Regions from separate parts of the Mus musculus genome. Here region 2 is linked to region 1. A link is a contact called in ENCODE Hi-C or POLR2A ChIA-PET data. All regions are on one chromosome and are shown on one strand. The core of a region is the stretch at or near the end of the contact, and the rest is flanking DNA. Distances in the headings are between cores, read along the strand shown. Region 1 holds the start of Zfp469 (zinc finger protein 469). Region 2 has its middle 39 kb from the start of Zfp469.

What was found. A loop is a pair of places that touch in the nucleus more often than their neighbours do. ChIA-PET counts read pairs that join two places held with the same protein, here RNA polymerase II (POLR2A).
Region 2: a map of left cerebral cortex shows a loop between it and region 1 (2.8-fold over the local background). The contact joins the enhancer-like site here to the promoter of Zfp469 in region 1. A Hi-C loop is called at or near these places in 5 of 37 maps with a recorded cell type or tissue (CH12.LX, adrenal gland, gastrocnemius and 2 more). POLR2A ChIA-PET finds 5 or more read pairs at or near these places in 2 of 5 experiments (Patski and embryonic stem cell).

Annotation. Positions count from the first base shown.
Region 1 is chr8:122,228,955-122,232,628 of GRCm38, forward strand. It overlaps Zfp469 (zinc finger protein 469), which reads left to right and starts at 1,320. Exons shown (of 3, transcript NM_001362883.1): 1 at 1,320-1,457.
Region 2 is chr8:122,189,090-122,192,668 of GRCm38, forward strand. It overlaps a transcript of Zfp469 not described here. Among named protein-coding and RNA genes, the nearest start is that of Zfp469, 39 kb to the right of the region's middle. Within about 2 kb of position 1,767, at least 1 of the 3 ENCODE cell types and tissues checked has a DNase peak (open chromatin) inside an H3K27ac peak, as active enhancers do; it is heart, where a contact is called at or near this core.

The DNA.
Region 1 (3,674 bases), core at 70-2,569:
CAGCATAGGCCTTGGGACCTGCCCAAGGCCAGGAGTTTCCCAGGAAGCATCCTGGAAGCCTGCGCCCAGCCTTGCTTTGCATGATAAAGGTGTTCCCAGGAGTGAAACTGGAACTTCTGAGTGGCAGCTAGACCTACTGGGGGTGGGAGCTGTGGAAGGGCTCTTTCTGACAGGGTCTCTTTCCGTGAAGTACCCCCGCCTGTTGAGAAGCCCACAGATCAATGGTCAGTGATCCAGTTCATCTAAAGTGGAGTCAGTGATCTTCTCTCTCTCAGGACCTGGGGCTGTGAGCTCACATCGTGTACGTGTGTGCGTGGAGACCAGAGGTCGGCTTCAGGTGCTGTCCGCTTTGTTATGGAGACAGGTTACCCTGGAGCTCACCGAGTAAATTAAGCTGCCTGGCCAGCTAGCCCCAGGGATCTGCCTGGCTCTTGCTTCCCCAGCACTGGGTTCAAATACACGCCACACCTTGCCTTTTTACTCAATGCTGGGGCATTGAACCCTCATGCTGAGCTGAACATCTTAACATAAGCTCTTCCAGCTGTGTGGCCTCTGGCAGATTCCTGATCTGTGAAGCTTGGGTTCATGTTAGATGTGGCATTTTGTCAGATGATCTTAAAGGTGCCCCTCCGTCTCTAGAGACCTAAATAGCTCCTTCGGTCCCCACTACGTTCCAGTGTGCTCATCCCCAGGCTGGATGATGGCCCAGTAGGAAGCCACCAAGGTTGATGACTTCGAGCTCTGTGTTATGACAGAAGCCCGCTGGACATCTACTCCAGGCCGCAGCACCTTAGAGTGTCAGACTTATGTACTGGGGGGTAGGGGGAGGCTTAACCTGAATTTTCCCCTAAACAGGTGTCAGCTATGGCCCGGGCCCTAACCTTCCGGGACAGAAGCCAGAGGAAGAGGTTTAGTTGCTTTTGGTGGCCCAGGGACTGGGAGGAGCGAAGGATGGATAGAGCTGCGACTGGAAGCCACACGGTGGAATGGTGGCAGCCGTTTCCGAAGTTGCGCTGAAGCCAGGCTTTCCGCCCAGCGGCGTGCCAGCTGTAGAACTGGCCAAGGAGCGTGTTGTGGGGGGAGAGGGTTGGTGACCGGGGAGAGAGTTTCCCACCAGGCCGGCGTGGCTAGGTGGATCACATGAAACCAACACCTAGGAAAAGCCGTGCTAAAAATAGCCGGGGCGGGGCGGGGGGGGGGGGGGGCGCAAGCGTGTAACCCAAGCCGGGGCGCTGCTGTGCGTCCGGCCTCCGCGCGAGCGCTGCCCGCGGACCGGCCCGGGAGGCGGCCCTCTGCTCGCACCCCGCCCCAGGCGCAGCGCGGCGGCTCGGTGCCCGGCGGACGGGCGGGCGGGCGGCCGGGGCGCTGCGGGCGGGGATGAGCGCTGGGGCTACGCGGTCCGGGCGCGGGCGCCCCGCGCGTCCCGGGAACTGGAGCTACGCGCGGCCGGGGCGGAGGTGAGTGCGCGTCGCTGGGGTGATCAGGGACGGGTGCGGTCACCGCGCTGCCCTCCAGGCGCACGGCTGGCCTCGGGTTCCGACACACGGTGAGACGAGCTGCAGGCGCCGAGTACCGAACTCGGGGCTGCCTGGCCCAGCCCCTGAGAGAGCTGTTGGGGATGTCGCCCGCGAGTTGCGAAGCACAGAGCAAGCATCACCAGAGCCCAGGGGAGTCGGAGCCACGGGGCTGCGGGAGGTGAAGCGGTAACTCATTCATTGCGACTTGGAACCGTTCGTATGCTACTCCACCGCCGCCCGCTCGGGACCCCCTAAGGTCTGATTCCGCGGGCGGGATGGGGTCCGGCTAGCGGACTTGAGGGTCACCACGCTCTTGCTTCCGCCAGGAGGCCCATCGCGCCCCCACCCACCCTGTGCTTTGGGGCAGCTCCGCTGGAGGAGTCCACGGAGTTAAGCTAAGCCGACCGCGGAGACACTGCGCCCCTCGTGGCGATGGTGGGAAGGGGAGGGTATCGTAGCGGGATTCAATCGGACTTCCAGTGGCGGCCTGGACCCTGTCCTGCACCCGAGACCCCAGGGTAGAAGCAGGGATGTGCATAGCAGACAGGAAAGCGGAACAGCCGGGCTGCTGAGTGGGGCTCGGGCTCCAGCTGAGACAGTTGATGGCTTTTCTTCGGGCTCCTCTGAGCCGGCTGTGTGGGGACTGTGCCACGTGTTACTACTGCATTTAATCTTCCTAGTGAAATGGGTGGAACCCCGTGCTCTAGATGAAGAGGGTCAGAGTGGCCTGTGTTGCACAGCTGGAAAGCAGCAGAGGTGCTGACAGTCCAGAGCCACACTGCCAGTTGACTCTGGTCCAGTTCCCCCTGTTAGAGGGACAAAGGTGTGTCGAGGCCTCTGTGTCCTGCACTGTCCCAACCGTCTTTACTCAGCCAACACCCAAGTCCGGAAAATAACAGACAAGCGGGCAAAATGCTTGGGCATATTGACGGGGCCAGTCGGGGAGAGCAGCAGCTGGCCAGCAGTCCCTTCAGGATGGCATAAGCTTGCCTGGCAGGTCCCTTTTGCCATAAGCTTGGCCTGGCAGGTCCCAAACAACTGGGCAGAGCCAACAGAGTGTGTCTTCCTTATTGTGAATGGGAGAAGGCAGCAGAGGACGGCACAGGGTTTCTTCAGTCTGGGAGATAAGGTGAGACAAAGCAAGTGGACTCCAGGCTGTCAGTATCCCAGGGCATTGTAGAGGCCGTGGGAGAGCCAAAGAGAGCTCTGAAGTCATGAGCTTACAGTGTCAGTGATTTAGTCTCCACAAGACCCCACCCTCCACCGACCCAGGTCAGTGGCTGCTTGTATGCCCCCAGCGATGGCCTCTCACTCCTTCACAGCAGCCTGAGCCTTCTGTCCTGCCGCTACTGGAGGATCCGTTTCAGCCCAAGCCCCTAGCTGTCAATCACCTGGAGTGACAGGCGACACAGTAAGCCTGGAGTTGCCACAGTTGCCTTGGAGAAGTTAGTGGTATGTCACTCCCCACCAAGTCTTTGGAGCATGTACCTTTTACAACTTGGCATTGCAAGCCAGGAAGTGTCCTGCCACCTGCTTTGGGAAGCAAGCCCTGGGTCTTTCTCTGCGTGCCCTTGCTAAGTACTGACATGGCCTGGAAGCAGAGGCCAGGCCACACACTGAAACTTATGTGCAGCCTGGGCTTCTGGGCCAACCCCCAATCCATCTTGGGAAGAATTCCATTTCTGGGTCTGCTTTCTCCTCTAGAGCTGCAACGGTGTGGAGGAGGGGCATACTTGCACAGGTATACCCAGGCCAGGGGCAAGTGTGGCAGGTAGCATGGCCTTGGGCAAGTCACTAAACCTGGCTGGTCCTGGGCTCCAGCCGATGGAAGCAGGTGGCCAGGTACTGGACTGCATCTGCTTCTTGTTTTCCTCATCAGCCCTCCATTGGCCTCACCCCATTTCCTCCTGGAACTCGTGCGTGAACAATGAAGGGTGAGAGGGCCTTTAACACAGCCCCTTCCTCCCACACCTACCTGGGACACTCAGTTCCCTTCCCTCTTGGGACACCTCCCATTCTGTCCCTGTCCTCGATGGCCATCACCAGAGCAGGTGAAGCCGTGTCCCCTCTCTAAAAGGAACAGCAGCTACAATATGGCCCAGCCCATCTCCAAATAACATTCTGCACCCAGCACCTCTGACTGACACCCTCAGCCCC
Region 2 (3,579 bases), core at 517-3,016, 39 kb before region 1:
AGGCTGACAATCTAGTAAAGGGTTTTCAGCCATTAGACTGGATACAGCTAGCGATGCTCCAATATTCAGTTTCAGGTGAGCAGACCAAAGGGCTGAGAAACCAAGGTGCCAATGGTCTATACTAGCTGTGATGTAACTGCAGAGCAGGCAGGCCTGCCGCCCCACCTTAGCCAGCATCCTTTGACACTCTGGAAGAAGAAAATGTCAAAGTCTATAATCATCAGAATGTAGACTGTTGTCTACTTTGAAAAAGTCACCCATAGAAGGCCTGTGTTCCAGGAAGAGGTGTTGGCGAGAGCAACCAGTAGATCACCCCTCACCTTTGACCCCTCAGAAAAAGATCTAGGACGACAGAGGTGAATAAAGCCACCAAGGAGTGTGACCGAGTTAAGTCCAGCATCAGATCAGCACCTGTGTGTCTCACACACCTGGAGCAGTGGCCTGGAGGGTGTTGGGTGGATTGTCATCCCCGAGTATGGATCTCCCAGGAGCCAGGGATAACAGTCTTTGCCCTTGCAATTAAAGCAAAGATCTCAAGACGAGATCATCCCAGATTAGAGCGAACCCCTTATCCAATGAAAACTGTCCTTATAGAGAAAAAGAGAGGTTTTGCACAATCTGCTTCTCTCTGCCTGTGGTCAGGATCTTTTCCTTTAGTAAGAGCAGCATTGCTGTTAGTAGTGGAAAATGCTCTCCGGGCCAGGATGCCATCAGTCCCAGGTGGACCCAGGGAACACTGTATCCATCCTTGAGACCTGCATCTGCTCACCTGAAGCCCCAAGTATTGGGGCATCACTGGCTATCTCCAGTCTAATGGCTAAAAACCCCTTACTAGATTGTCAGCCTGGTGCAGACACCTCATATTGGTGGTTAATTATGGTGATGTCAAGGGGAGCCTGTCTCCTGCCACCTCCCCTACCCCTCCCTCTCTCATGTTCTCTCCCTCTCTGGCTCATCATGTGCTTCAAGGCTAGTATATGCCTTTCCAGGGTTAGCCCATCCTTCCCTTGGTATTAAGTGGCCAGGTTTCCTTGGACAGAGGCACCTAAAGCCATTAGCACCTTTCCATAGAACTAGTGTGGGATATGTAGGAGTGAGATGGTGTGTGTGTGTGTGTGTGTGTGTGTGTGTGTGTGTGTTTGTGTAACACAGTTGCCATCACTGTGTCTCTGGCAGACTCTGAAGCCACTCAGGCTGTTTCTGAGTGTGCAGGTCCAGCCTGTCACTGTGGCTCAGTCATGGTGCTGAGCCCCCAGCCTTTTTTCTCCCTGTCTGTGGCTTAGATCTGTCATCTGTTTCGCCCCTTCTGTAGAGACCATGCTGAAATGGGAGCCAGCTTGTGTTCCCTCTGGCAGCTCCGGCAAGCGTCCTACCTGCCTCTGCTTCTTGCTAGCTGGCTGCCCCAGATGGTTGCGTCACTCCGTCCGCCTTCCTGGTCACATGACCACATCCTCTGAATGGACCTCTCTACTCCTCTAACAAGGATGGCAGACTTGATGGATTTGGGCCAACCCTGACGTAACAGGATCTCAATTGAAACTGATCACTCAGGGGCCTTGAGTTGGAGGGACAAATTCTCCAGGTTTAGAGGCAAGTAGTGGGCAGTCACCCACAGCCCAGACTTGGGTTCCTCTCCAAATCAGGGGGAGGCTGAACTCTAGCAACAGGCCTGGGCTTTGAACTTCTAATTCCATCTTCTGCCTCCTTCCTGTTGGCCAGTGTCCCAGGCTGCTGAGACATGGAGAGGTTTCAATGAGGCACAGGGAGACGATGCCTGTTTTATAGGGTGACATGTCCCGCCGGCATCACAGCCTGCTGCTAATTACCAGCTCCCTGCATCTCCCACCACCCAAGCCTCTCCGGTGAGGCTCGTCTGGAGCAGCAGTCAGGATAGTTCTGGCAAAGCTGTCAAATGGCCTCTGCCGCCGCCGCCTCGGCTAATGATGATGTCTGCTGTGGGTGAGGTGCTTCCCAAAGCGCTTTCCCAGCCTCGGCCTGTGAGGACCGTTCTCATCAAGAGACAGGGCCCTTACTAGCGAGGGAGGGGACCACTCTTAAGGGAACTTCCTCCCTGACTTCCTGCTCCTTTCCTGGCTCAGACCCAGAGTCCTGCACCTGGACCAGTTGGCCAGGCTTTAGCCTCCCATTCCTCCCCGCCACCCCCAGGGCAAAGGCAGCTGTGCACTGGCCTCTGTTCCTTGGGCTCTGCATTCAGTCACTGGCCACCGAAGCCGATAATTCTCTAAGGTAGACTGGGCGGACAACCTTTCTCATAGGAACCTCAAAAAAGGAAAGTGTGGGGAGCCAGGAATGGATCTTCTGGGCCATGGACAGACTCCCTTTCAGTGCTCCCAGCGGAATAGTCAGAGGCCCCTTCCCCCCCACACACACACCTCCAGGCAGGCAGGGGCTCTAGCATTGGGCACTGATGTCCTACCCACAAGGCCCAGGGTTGGGTCCAGTCTGTGGGCAGGAGTTCTCTGATTGACTGGTGATATTTTCCCCCAGCACCCTGGGGTCTTACCGTACTCCTGACTCTCCTGTCAGAAGGCTACCGCTCTGTCCCAACTGCGTGGACAAGGAAAAGGCTATCTTGCTAATAGCTGTTTCCCTCCCCCCACCCCCTCCGGGACATTTTCTACTCTCCTTTGGACTTGGCTATCTAAAATGAGCTCTAGGGTGCCCAAGCACAATTTAGCTATCGTAGAAGGACCCCAGGGGCCCAAGGAGAGCCACGTCAAATGTAGGCTGCTGACCTTTGAACTAGGTAAACCTGTGTTCCCCTAGAACCGGTGAGTGCACCTCAGTTTGGAGATATATTTTTGCAGATGTGGCCAGTTATGATGAGACAGTGGTGGTATCTCTATCAGAGAGAGTGGGATGTGGGGGCTGGGACAGCGTTATCACAAGCCAGTGATGTCAGGGAGGAGCCTGCCATGGAGCCTGAGGAGGGAACATGGCAGCCACGCCTAGGTTTCACATTGTGCTAAGGGGGTCTTCTCACCCTCCCAGCTGCCCTGACACTTTCCTTATTCTGGGATTTCAGTCAGAGCAGAGGTGTACAGTGAGAGAACTCCACCTCAGAAGACACCACAGAACAGAGGGTTGGGAGTGTCGGCCAGAGTCACGGGCCTCTACCCCAGGGTACTCTAGCTTGGCTCTGGGCAGCCTGAGTTGCAGCCTGTTTCTGAGACAGGCCCTCCCCTGTATGGACTCTTGTCTCCACAGCCTCGCTTTGTCATGGGGATTGGCCCCACGTCTCTGCTCTCCGAATCAGAGGGGATGTCCTCCCAGCCTTAAACACAGTGCGCCTTGTGGGAAAAGGCACAGGGGTCACAGTGTGTGGGTGCTTCAGCAGCTCCATGTGTCCCTCTGCTGCTCTCTACAAGCTGGGGCTCCTCTTTTGATGGGACATTCAGCCACCAAAGAAATCAAGGCTAAGAGTGACTGTCTGTCTGACGGAGGTTACCCAATAGATACAGGATGCACCCTGCATCCAGATCTTACAAACCAACCCAGGGACTCCCCTGGAATTCTGTCAGCAAGTGGGGCTAAGAACTTGGCCCTGGCCTCTGTCTT